Regions from separate parts of the Homo sapiens genome. Here regions 2 and 3 are each linked to region 1. Evidence: chromatin contacts called from ENCODE Hi-C or POLR2A ChIA-PET data. All regions are on one chromosome and are shown on one strand. Each heading gives the region's core, a stretch centred on a gene start or an enhancer-like site at or near the end of the contact. The rest is flanking DNA. Distances are from core to core; before and after follow the strand shown. Region 1 overlaps NRP1 (neuropilin 1). Region 2 overlaps NRP1 (neuropilin 1). Region 3 overlaps NRP1 (neuropilin 1).

What was found. A loop is a pair of places that touch in the nucleus more often than their neighbours do. ChIA-PET counts read pairs that join two places held with the same protein, here RNA polymerase II (POLR2A). Pooled maps may share reads with other maps.
Region 2: a loop to region 1 is called in a map of PC-9, with 7 times the contacts of the local background. The contact joins two enhancer-like sites. A Hi-C loop is called at or near these places in 12 of 168 maps with a recorded cell type or tissue (A673, CD8-positive, alpha-beta T cell, Caco-2 and 8 more) and 12 of 50 pooled maps. POLR2A ChIA-PET finds 5 or more read pairs at or near these places in 6 of 52 experiments (AG04449, BJ, HEK293 and 3 more).
Region 3: a loop to region 1 is called in a map of PC-3, with 3 times the contacts of the local background. The contact joins two enhancer-like sites. A Hi-C loop is called at or near these places in 9 of 168 maps with a recorded cell type or tissue (A673, MCF 10A, PC-3 and 6 more) and 3 of 50 pooled maps. POLR2A ChIA-PET finds 5 or more read pairs at or near these places in 8 of 52 experiments (A549, A673, AG04450 and 5 more).

What each region holds. Positions count from the first base shown.
Region 1 is chr10:33,271,488-33,275,605 of GRCh38, forward strand. The region is part of intron 2 of NRP1 (neuropilin 1); the gene reads right to left. Among named protein-coding and RNA genes, the nearest start is that of NRP1, 61 kb to the right of the region's middle. Within about 2 kb of position 2,049, at least 26 of the 41 ENCODE cell types and tissues checked have a DNase peak (open chromatin) inside an H3K27ac peak, as active enhancers do; they include PC-3, PC-9 and ascending aorta, where a contact is called at or near this core.
Region 2 is chr10:33,215,235-33,219,352 of GRCh38, forward strand. All of the region lies in intron 8 of NRP1 (neuropilin 1), which reads right to left. Among named protein-coding and RNA genes, the nearest start is that of IATPR, 100 kb to the left of the region's middle. Within about 2 kb of position 1,682, at least 6 of the 41 ENCODE cell types and tissues checked have a DNase peak (open chromatin) inside an H3K27ac peak, as active enhancers do; they include PC-3, PC-9 and ascending aorta, where a contact is called at or near this core.
Region 3 is chr10:33,303,767-33,307,884 of GRCh38, forward strand. The region is part of intron 2 of NRP1 (neuropilin 1); the gene reads right to left. Among named protein-coding and RNA genes, the nearest start is that of NRP1, 29 kb to the right of the region's middle. Within about 2 kb of position 2,550, at least 3 of the 41 ENCODE cell types and tissues checked have a DNase peak (open chromatin) inside an H3K27ac peak, as active enhancers do; they include PC-3, where a contact is called at or near this core.

The sequences.
Region 1 (4,118 bases), core at 799-3,298:
CAAGAAAAAGTTTAGTTAAAAATGGAAAATAACTTTGTTTATACCCACTAGTCTGAATATTTAAAGGAATATCATTGTTTGAGTCTTTAAAGAAATCTCGTTGTTTGAGAAAGAAACGCTTGATACCACAAAAGTGATGAGATTTAAAATTCAGGCTTAATAATGACACTAAGGATACAAATCGTAAGGAAAGTGACAATAAAATATTACTAAAAAGTTAACACAAAGATAAGAGATAGTTGGATCTTATTTATCTTTAAAATGTACAAAGCCATCACCAATACACTAGTGTCCCCTAGGAAAATAAGAAAGCTTTTGTCTATTTGGTGTTATGTATTTCTTAGGAGCTTGCTCTTTCTTCTCTTTTTATTTACCAAGTCACCTAGGAGCAAGAGAATCTGATTCATCTTCCATTTTTCTTCTTGAAATGACATGAAAACATTACAAGGCATTCATTTCCAACCTTTGTTTTATTTCTGTACTTAACTTGGTTCAAAAGTCCTGGGATATATTAATTTCAGGAATGGCTAAAATATGGCAGTAACATAAACTGTATCTGGCAATTTAAAAGAGATCAAAGTGGGGGAAATCTTCATGATGCCCAATGTCATCTTTAACAATCTCTTCTCAAACTGCCCGGGACGCATGACTTATGTTTACATAAAGTCTCAGGAGACAACTGCAACGATGCTATCACTAGTAAAAGTGGACAGCTTAAGGCTCTCTAAATTAAAAATGACATTACCTCATCAGTTAAAACTGTGTGCCAGCTTTGTGTATATCAAGAAGAAAATAAAGCTGACATTGATGGAACTAAGCATTAACATATGTGAATTATTGTATTAACTGCATTTCCTCTGCTACATATGATGCTTCCAGTAGTAGATACTTGGCCTGCTAACACCACCGTCCCTTTGCAAAACTGTGGAAATACACAGAGGTATTGTTCATTTCTCCATACTTTGGGAAATGCTTTGCATGTTAAAAGAAGACAAAAGTGAAGGAGGAGGAGGAGAAAGAGGAGGAGGAGGGGAGGCAAGGAGGAAAAGGAGGAGGAGGAGGAGGAAGAAGAAAGCATTATGTTTAAAATCCTAACTAGCCTTTATAATCAATGGGATGTAGCTGGAAAGAACACCATCTCTGTATTCATTAAAGCCCCACAAGCTAGCATTTATGGAGTAATTCCTTTTATCTCTACTGCTTCATTGACAAGGCAGGTTTGCATGTTTCGCCCCACGCTTTCTTATAATTTAACTGTGATTTGAACTGTTGACTGTGTTTGGCCTGGCGACGGTGCATCCAGCTCTGCAATATAGGCTTTTTACTTGAATCCTGACATGGTCTGAATACTAAGTGGCCAAATTCTAGCTCACGTTGCCTTCCAAGCACAAATAAGAGAGGTGGGTGAGGCATTCTGAAAAACTAAGGCATTTCTGTTGAGGATACGTTCCTCTCAGGTAGCAGAGAACTCAGCTAATATAGTGCCGGTGGATTGCAACAGGGAAAGAAGCTGGTATTTTAATTCACATATCCTCCAATAGTAAATACTAGGCGCTCCTCTTGGCAAAAGTAGAAGCTATTTTTAAAAGTATGTGTGGGGTGGTGAGTGGGGGGTGGGGGGTGGGATTAGAATCCCTTCCCAGCAAGAAATAAGTCATTGCACAGTTAAGTGCCAATTTTAGGAAATTGAATTATTCAGGAATACTATAGTTACATTTGTAAACTGGAAGGCTGCTATCGTTTTAGCACTTCCCTTCAAAGTACTATCCAACAGGGCCCCAAATAGTATCGCAAATAGCAGCTCCTGTAAATATTCAGGAGGGTGTACTGCGCACAAGTTGCAGAGGGGAGTATTGCCAAAGAAGTTAAGGAAGCAGCTTGAGTCTCCCTCTGGAGTTGATACCAGCTCCACTCGTTAAGTTTCGCACTGGCAAGCGTGCTGCCAGGAATGCAGCTGGTGTGCCAGCATCCCTCCCTAGAGACTAAACGTGTCACCACTGCAACGCACCCAGCCTGCATTGGCCTGAAGCCCAGGATCCTGAGTTTGCAAATTTCGATCCCGAAGCCGGCTGCAGATTGCTCTGTTACTGTTGCCAGTGTGGCAAACACGGCATTGCTCGGGATGTCGAGATCCCCAGTCACGACAGCACAGCAGCCCGGCAAAGGTGAGAATGAAGGCACCTGTTTGGCTCTCATTCACTCCCTGTGTTCCAGCCGCTGGATGAGAGCTGGGAATTACGTCTGAGGAATTTAATTCATAAAAGCTAGAGGAGGGGTCAGAGAGTTGACCCCTCTGTCTGTCTGGGTCCCTGCTCTGGAAAAAGAAAGCTCCAGTTCACAAGGAGGCTATGAATGGGTCCAAAGGGCACCACCGTTCTATGCAGGGTCTTTTTCTCTCTGCTCACATACAGACGGGGCTCCCATCTGGGGAAGGTCCCTCCCCAGACCTCACCCTCCCCACTTACCACCCTCGGAATGTAAACATGTTGTGGATTTTTTAAATATTCAGAGAAGGACCAACCCCTCCCTCCTCATTTAGGCATCTTCCCATTATTTTTCTTAAATTTTCTACCTTAAACCTTCCCCATTCTATAGTAACAGTGGTAAAGTGGGTAAACATTTATTGCCAAGGAACTCAAAGATAAATCTCTGCCTAAACCCTTTTGCAATTAAAAGGTACTTTGCCACAGTTTCAACGTTAGGGTGTAATCCGCCAGGTGGTTGTTTTCATGAGTGTCCCTGGCTTTAGAATCCACGCTCCTCAAGCTAAAAGCCTATTGGCTCCATTATTTCCCCAGACTCCTCATCCTATCTACGTAGATGCAGGTGGTGAAACATTTTGAGTCCTAACAGTAATCACAGGTTAGGTTTCCCAGAAGAGTGCTCAAAGAATAAAGATTTCTTTCTAAGAATTCTTAAGAGCATTACCTAGAGATTATTTTTTTTCTTTGGGAAAGTTTGAATTATGGGTTTAGGAAAATGGCCAAGTAAGGGGAAAGTGATGGGAAGGTGAGAAATGTATTCAGTCACTGAATAGCGGTTTCTGAGGCTTTATAGGTATGTGGTGCTGAACAGATGAATAGTGACTTTGCCTAAGTCAGGTTTTCTCTGGTGAGTACAAGTGACCCCTGACTCTCTACAGTGGAGATGGTTAATGGAAAGGAAGCTAATCCTCCACAGGGTGTTGTCTGACACTGTGAGCTACTGCACCAACCCCCCAGGCTTCCGGACATTCTCACATTATTAGGAAGGGGGATTTGAGGTGGTGGTGTCTTTTTAATCTCCTTCCAAGAGGACCTCCCCCCACTGGCATAGTACATTAATAATGGAGAAATATGATGCCTGACATCATAAGCTGGAGTGAGAAATGATGTTGGCGAACACAATTTTCACCAGCAAAAATGTGTTTCTGTGGCTCTTTGGTTTATTTTGCACGAGCATTAATAGCTATTCAAACTGAACAACCTGTAAACGATCGCTGTGCTGCCGTCCAAGAATTAACTTACGTATCCCACAAAAGAGAACAGATTTTTCTTCCAGAGTATTAGAAACAGGATTTGGAAATAAAAATATACAATGGTGGAGCTAGGAGGAGCCAATTAGTCTGCATCTATGTTTCTGAGTGTTTTTACACTAGAGTCGTCCCCTAATAGTTCTGGCTTGCAATGTTCTAATCATGATGTATGAAAAGTCTTAAAAGAGTCATAGCCTCTTATTTAACAAAAGCATTTTTTAGAAATCTGTTCTAAGCGAACAACCCAAAATAATGTCAAATACCATGGAATATTATTCAGCCACTAAAAAGTGTGTTCAGCTCATGCCTGTAATCCCAGCACTTTAGAAGGCGGAGGTGGGTGGATCACGAGGTCAGGAGATCGAGACCATCCTGGCTAACATGGTAAAACCCCGTCTCTACTAAAAATACAAAAAATTAGCCGGGCATGGTGGCATGCACTTGTAGTGCCAGCTACTCGGGAGGCTGAGGCAGGAGAATCACTTGAACCTGGGAGGTGGAGGCTGCAGTGAGCCGAGATGGCGCCACTGCACACTAGCCTGGGCAACAGAGCGAGACTTTGTCTCAAACAAACAAACGAAAACAACACCAACCAAAAAAAAAA
Region 2 (4,118 bases), core at 432-2,931, 57 kb before region 1:
CAAAACCCAGCTTAAGACTCATGAAGAGAACTTTTCAAGCTACTCTAGCTTTTATTCTGAGCTCTCCCTTCTCAGAAATATGATGTAAGTAGCACAGAGCTCAGCATTCCACTGCTCTCTAAGGCTTTAAGATTGTTAGTCATGTACCCACAGCTAGATTATAAGATCTTCAAAGGCAATGAACAGCATCATAGACCTTTTTATGTCTTCTAAAGCAGCCCAAGGAGCTTCTGAGCACAAGGAGAGTATCAGTTGTTGATGAATTCAACGCTGGCTTAATGACAAAATGTCCAACACTTCAAGTATTTTCCTTTAGAAACTGTACATCCTAATCAAGAACATGTGCAAGAATGATAACCTATTTTTCTTTGAAGCAACTCAATTCTGCGTTATATAATAAAAATTTAGCCTAAAAATATAACTACCCCTAAGTGAGAGGCAAACATCTAATGCAATTAAACTAAGTCCACATTATCAGCTGAACCTTAAGAATTCATTACTCAGATACTTTCCACATGAGTTCTATGGTCCAGATCATGTCGTTTCTTTACTCAGACATTCAGTGCCTTCTTGTCTAGAAATTACGCACGTCATTTTCAGTCAGGCATGCAGGCCTTCCATGTCATGTCCTTGCAAGGCCTCTCCCCATTCACTCCTTTAACCAGTGCCAATTGGCATGAAGAACTTCCTTACTTCTGGGAGTTTGGGAGCTTTCTTTCTGTTCCCTCCACAAGGAATTCCCTGTCATGTTACCCTTTTCCATTATCTGAACTGCTTAAAATCCTGACCTGTTTTCAAATGCCACATCGTTTACTCAGTTTTTCTGTTCTCTGCAACTGGACACAGTTTTCCATTTCTGGGCCTCTTCACACCATTTTATCTGCATTTCCCTTCTTTCTTTCTTTCTTTTTTTTTTTTTTTGAGAAGGAGTCTCGCTCTGTCTCCCAGGCTGGAGTGCAGTGGGGCGATCTTGGCTCACTGCAAGCTCCACCTCCCGGGTTCACGCCATTCTCCTGCCTCAGCCTCCCGAGTAGCTAGGACTCCAGGCGCCTGCCACCACGCCCGGCTTATTTTTTGTATTTTTAGTAGAGAGGGGTTTCACAGTGTTAGCCAGGATGGTCTCGATCTCCTGACCTCGTGATGCCTGCCTCGGCCTCCCAAAGTGCTGGGATTACAGGTGTGAGCCACGGCGCCTGGCCCCTCTACACCCCGGCCTTTTTTTTAATTTTTATTTTTAGAGACAGGGTCTCACTCTGTCACCCAGGCTGGAGTGGAGTGGTGTGATCATGGCTCACTGCAGCCTTGAACTCTTGGCCTCAAGCAATCCTCCCACCTCAGTCTCCTGAGTAGCTAGGACTACATGTGGATGCTACCATGATTGGCAATTTTTTTTTTTTTGGTCTCGCTATGTTGCCCAGGCTGCTCTCAAACTACTGGGGTCAAGAGATCTTACCATTTTGGCCTCCCAAAGTGCTGGGGTCACAGGCTTGAGCCACCATATCCAGCCCTCAAATGCTGATGAGCACATTTAGTTCTTTGGAATGCTGCTTTCTGCCTCCCCAGATTTTAACTTCTTTGAGGACACGAACTAAGTCATATTTTTCTGTTTTATATGACTCTTCATGCCCTGTTTTATACATAGTATTTGCTCAACAAATATTTGTTGAATGAATCAACTTAATACAATGAAAGGCAGCTGTCATTTTCTCAATTGCCCTTTCCTGTAACTTAACCACAGTATTTGCTCCAGGCTGGGATCTGGAAACCAAGAATATACTCAGTCGGGATTAAAAAAAGATTTACAAAAACAATTTTACTAAGGGACTATGAAACTGTAGTGTTAAAAATAGAGTGCCATTTTTTGGCCACGGTGTTCATACCTGCCTGATTCCAAACAAGCTTTTAGAAAGGCAATGTTTAGCTGGTAATGGGGACCAGATGTTACCATTTGGAGGCAAACATAATTAACTTGAATACTGTAAGGAGAGCAGAACCGTCACCAGATTAATGCCCTTTCTCTAATGCAGACTCGGCTGGGGCACAGTTTCTGTATTCATAGACTTAGTGATGCCCTGTCCCCATTTAGCCAACATATCCATGGTGCAAAGTGAGACTGTTATTCCTTCCATATAGCTGCCTCATTAAAAAAAAAAAAATGAAGAGGCAACTTGATTTACCTTTGACTGAAAACTATGTGACTCACTTTTAACAATAATTTGCAGAAAAATTACATTAACAATTAATTCAAGGTTTGAATGAGATGCTAGCGTTTAACTCTGTCCCTTCATAGCAGGCTGGTACAGGTCAGCCCGGTGCAGGTCAAACCCTTTGGAAATAGTGTTGCCAGATTTAGCAAATAAACAACAAAACAAGAAACAAGATGCCCAGTGAAATTAGAATTCAGAGAAATAATGAATAATTTTTTAGTACACATATGTCTCAAATATTGCATGGGACATACTTATTCTGAAAAATTATGTCTTGTTTGTCTGCGTCAAATTTAACTGGACATTTTGTATTTCACTTGGCAGCCTTGTTTGGAAAGCTTAAGACCACTTCAGGATGGAAGGGAGAAATGAGTTTTGTAATGGAGGATTGAGGTCGTTATTTTCAGTGATATTATTTTACAGTAAATCTCTGTACTCAGCTTTAATGGAAAAACTGAGGTATACTGGTAAATCAAATATCCAGTTAACCAATTTCCAACGAATGAGAAAGTAATAACTGCATTCGATGGGAGACCCTGAATGAGCATAATTTAATCTCTCCTTGATGACTCAGAAAGTACCTCTGGATATTATGGTGTCTGAGATCATCACTGTGAATTCTGATTGACTTAGGAGCACATGAATATGTGTTGAAGCGCTGGGTAACAGACTTCTGGTTAATAACAGAAGATAGCAGAGTTCAGAGTGTGTTAAGCAGCCATTGCCCAACGTGATTTCCATCTCTGCCAAAATGATGAAGCCTACTTTGTCAAAATAATGAAAATGCCCTTCATCAATCACCTATAAAGCAGAATGGTTTGTTCCAATCTTATTTTCTTTATATCTCTATATGGTGACAAACTCTGAATTTTCCAGGATTACTATATTTCTTTTTTCTTTCTTTTTTTTTTTTTTGAGATGGAATCTTGCTCTGTTGCCCAGGCTGGAGTGCAGTGGCCAGTGGCACAATCTCGGCTCACTGCAAGCTCTGCCTCCTGGGTTCACGCCATTCTCCTGCCTCAGCCTTCTGAGTAGCTGGGACTACAAGTGCATGCCACCACACCTGGGTAATTTTTTGTATTTTTAGTAGAGATGGGGTTTCACTGTGTTAGCCAGGATGGTCTCAATCTCCTGACCTCGTGATCCACCTGCCTCGGCCTCCCAAAGTGCTGGGATTACAGGAGTGAGCCACTGCGCCCAGTCCAGGATTACTATATTTCTAAAAAATAATTTCTGAATCAAAAAATTAGGGTAAAACTTGGGGCTTTAGTGGCTTTGGAAGCCAAGTGATGTGTTCAAGCAGTAACCTTTCATTAGGTAGGCTTAAACAAAATCCAGATTGAATTGTGACTACTCAGCAGGGTGAAAATTTGAGGTCCAGCCGCTTGTTTCTCAGAAGGCGTGCATAAAACTGCACTTCCTTCATTCAAAAGTAACCACCAAGCATTTGTTATGTTCCAGGCATACAGGACACAACAGAAAATGAGGCAAACAGGTCCCCTGCTCTCCTGGACCATCTAGTCCAGCAGGAATACTGTAGTCCTCCTTTCATTAATCTCTACTCAAGGGGACCTTTGATTTTCATTTCAAGAAAATGAAAATTATCTGCTTCTGATAATCAAGAAGAAAAACTTGAAATTACTGTCTTATTAGAGGCTCTGCTTGCTGGGGCATATGCTAGGTTCAATATATTGAGTGCCATGTACTATTTTAGTCTAACGGGTACCATTTAGTGAGCACTTAGTTTAAGCCAGGGGTGTTCCAAATTTCCTCTCATTGACTCCTCATTATAGTTGCATTAAGGTGATCCTCACAGACCAGAAAACGGAGATCAGAGTGAGTCTCAATGTCTTATCCATGGTCCGTCATGCATACACTAAGTGGACAGTCCACAGTCAAGCCTGGATATGT
Region 3 (4,118 bases), core at 1,300-3,799, 33 kb after region 1:
CCTTCTTAAGATATAACATATCTGTTTGCAAGTCCTGACTCCCCACTTGACCGTGACCCCTTCAAGGACAATAAACAAGTCATTGTCCATCTTTCTATACCCGTGTAGTACTCACTATGATACTGGCATATGATATACACTGATATAAGCTCCAGTGTTTTCTCTGATTAACATCAAATAATATTGTCATGACAATGAGAAATAAGAAATGTAGGTTCTGATTTTTTCCCAAATCTTGAGAATCTGTTTTTCCTTCAAGCTATAAATTGGGGATTCAACCAAATCACATGAAGCAGCAAGTATTTCCTGTGTGGCACTTAGCTGTTCTGGGAAATAACTCAATGTCATTTGGTTAACACACACACCCAGGCCAAATAGTTGAAAATAACGGAAAGACATCATGGTAATTAGGTTAGGAGTTGACCCAAGACATGTTCTCATTAAAATTCTTTCTATTTCTGGTCTCCATTCCGTCTTCTTTCACTGATTGACTTTTCTTTCTTTGAATGAAATTCCCTCCCCCAGATGGACTATTTCACCACAGCAAAAAATTGAGAAAGCTAAGAAGACAATGGGGAGGAAAACCAATACTACCAAAAGGAAACCTCGGAGAGTTTTGCTTTCTGTGAGTTCTCTGTCAGTCAACCCTGTCCTGTTCTATAAGACCCTTCTCATAGACCCCTCTTTCAAGGGTTTTCAAAAAGGAAAGCCTATTTATTTACTTATTACCAATTATGACCTCACTGGTCTTCCCACTCTTTAGCACTAGGGCACCAGAACCCCAGTGTATGATGATGGTCCCCTAGCAGCCATTCCAATGACATTATTCAACTCAAACAGAGCTTTGCAATAAGCTGTGTCTTTCCTTATGTTCTCTGGGGGATGAAATGAGAATGACCCCATCTAAACAAAAGACCACATGGTTGGCATTCAACAGTCGACTCCTCCCCATTTATTTGTGGATCCAATTCAGTCTAGGTCTGAGGCTTTACAGAAATGCATGGCACTCCTCACAGATGGCATCTGGCCACCCCTTGAAAGCTTCTGGTGGAAGGGGAGCTCGCTGCTTTTCGAGGCAGTCTGTCACACGAGTAGAAATAGCGTAGAAACCCATATGTCTTGAGTCTAAGCAATGACATTCAAAAAGCAGAAGCATCCATGCAACCAGATTGACTTAAAGTAATGTAAACAGTCCAATCGATTCTTTGAAATTGAAGAATGACTTGCTGTAGAGCATTGTGCTCCATGATGGTGTGTTCTGCCAGCCTAGGCATGAGCACTTTGTGGTAGTACAATAAACTACTCCATAGCACATGGGGAGGAGAATGTGAATCAATGATTTAGTGTGATCTCATTGGTAACTCAGTGCTGAAGATCTGCTATCATATATTTAGGTGAATAACTATTCCAATGTGCTGGATGGCACTTTACAAACATATATAATCTACAAAAATGATTTAAAAAATTTTTGTGCACCTTTCAAGTCAAAATAGCTCAAGATATAATGTGGACATCCTAGGAAAATAATAATTGATGCATGTTGGAAACCTTTTCATGGTATATTAGGGCTATAATTTCTACCCATTGGTCCCTGTTCTGCCCTTAAGGATGACACAGCATAAGTTATAAACCCCTGAAGGTCTAGCTGCAAAATGGGTGCATGCACTCCCAAACACCAGATCGTGATTATGCATTACCTGGAAAAGTAAGAAGTAGGGAAAGCAATATGGCTGAAGACAAGTGTGTTCAGTGAGGGGATCGTTGTCTCGGGAATCCTGGGAACCAAGTTCTCACTGTGGACCCACTCACTGGGCAAGTCACTTCCTGCCTAAACTCCACTTTCTCTACCCATCAACTAGAGAGGTCAGATTCTCCGTTAGCTGCCAAACAGTACATGGGTAAAATTCTATAGGTTTAAAAAATCATATACCATGACTAAAAGTCTATGATAACGGGAACACAATTTTGGGATCTCTTTGTAAAAAAAAAAAAAAATCTGTTCTTTTTTTCTTTTTTCTTTGAGATAGAGTCTCACTGTGTTGCCCAGGCTGGAGTGCAATGGCATGATCTCAGCTCACTGCAACTTCCGCCTCCTGGGTTCAAGAGATTCTTCTGCCTCAGCCTCCCGAGTAGCTGGGACTACAGGCACATACCACCACGCCCGGCTAATTTTTGTATTTTTAGTAGAGATGGGGTTTCACCATGTTGGCCAGGCTGGTCTCGAACTCCTCACCTCGTGATCTGCCTGCCTCAGCCTCCCAAAGTGCTGGGATTACAGGCGTGCCACCGTGCCAGGCCAGTAAAAAATATTTCTAACCAAAATTTTCACTCCAGCTGTCATACATGTAGGGAAGTGATTGTTTATATTAATTTGCAAAGGCTAAATCCATTTTTCCCCCCAACTCTTTGTGACTTGCTTGGGCTAGCCTGCAAAAACACTTCTGTTCATGGCAGAGAGCTGTCTGCATCCAGCTGACATTGTTTCTCTGGCTTAAATAAAAGAGGCAGGACAATGAGTGTTAAACCACTGCCGGACTCTGATGTAGTGTTTACGAAGGCAGCTGCTTTTGCATTCTGCGGGTCAGAAGGGTGTGTGTGTGTGTGTGTGTGTGTGTGTGTGCACGCTCCTGCATCTATGTAAGATCTGAGAATCACTGAAAGCAGCTTCCTTCATCCTCTATTTTGACATAAAGATTCTGAATTCAAAGCACCTTCAGAAGCAACAAGAGATTAAGACAGGCCAGGCAACGACTTAATATGGTAAAACATATCTTATCCCTGTGGTCAGTTTACAATTTCCTTGACAGATAACTGCTAATTAAGACATATTATTTCAGAAATTATGGTTGATTTCCTTTGTTATTTACACTTTTGTTAAAGGTAGTCAATGATGTCTTTTAGCTGCTCAATAAAGGGTCACCTAAGGAAAAGCAACTGTATGCCTAACATCTGGGAAAAATATTCCCAATGGGGTAGGTTTCATGAGAACAAAGTTATTTCTCAGATGACTCTTTCCTTGCAGCTTCAAGCTTTGTTTTCCTAGGAATTGTGTAGAAATGCTGGAATTAATGAGTGATAGAGACTTTGATTGAATCAATATTGTGTGAAATTAACTTGCAAACATGGTTGTGATTACTTTTGTGGGAGTTGGACTGAATTTCTCAAGAAAGTACACAAAGAAAAGACTCAGGGCAGAGCTACAGCTGCCTGACAGAGGCAAACAGAAGCCTAACTTTATGGACTTTTCCATACTCTGCATATGTTGAAATGACAGGCTGATTCATAGCTTCCTTGCTTAGTTTCCAAATCGCTTTGCAACAAAAGCAGATTTACTCCCTTCCCAAGACTATAACTAGGATTCATGATCCCATAGGCTCAAATCTTCATAAAGGGAATTTTGCAAAGCATGCCTCCCAATTCTTGACAGTCACAATTCAAATATTTTCACAAAACAACAGGACTCTCAATTAAGACAGAGGTCAGCAAACTATGGCCTGTAGATCAAACCTATCTGACTGCTTGTTTTTGTAAATAAAGTTTTATTGGAACACAACCATGCTCATTCATTTGCCTATTGTCTATGGCTACTTTCACAGTATGACGGACGAGCTGAACAGTTGAGATTGAGGCTGTCTTGCATGCAAAGCCTAAAATATTTCCTATCTGGCCGTTTTCAGAAAGTGTGCCAATTCCTGATTTAAAATATCAATTTGTGCCATAAAAAAAAATCAATTTCTTTGAAAACATAGATATAGTTTTAAAGTAAACCTCCCCAACCTCCCCTACCTCCATGAATTATCTTCTAAAGCAAATTGGAGTATATATCAAGAGTCTTAATACTGGTTTTATTCTTTAGTTCAGCAACCACACTTCTAGAAATCTCTTCTAAAGAAATCCCTAAGCATACATCAAGATTTATGCATACAGATGTTCATTCCATCATAATTTATAATTATTTATAATCTTGAAAAATTGAAAATGTCCTAAATATTCTAGGCCATTTAGATAAAAATTATTTTAGAAAGATGTGATTTACCAAATGCTTGTTTTTAAAAATATTTAAAGAATTACCATTTGACCCAGTAATCTCATTACTGGGTATATACCCAAAGGAATAT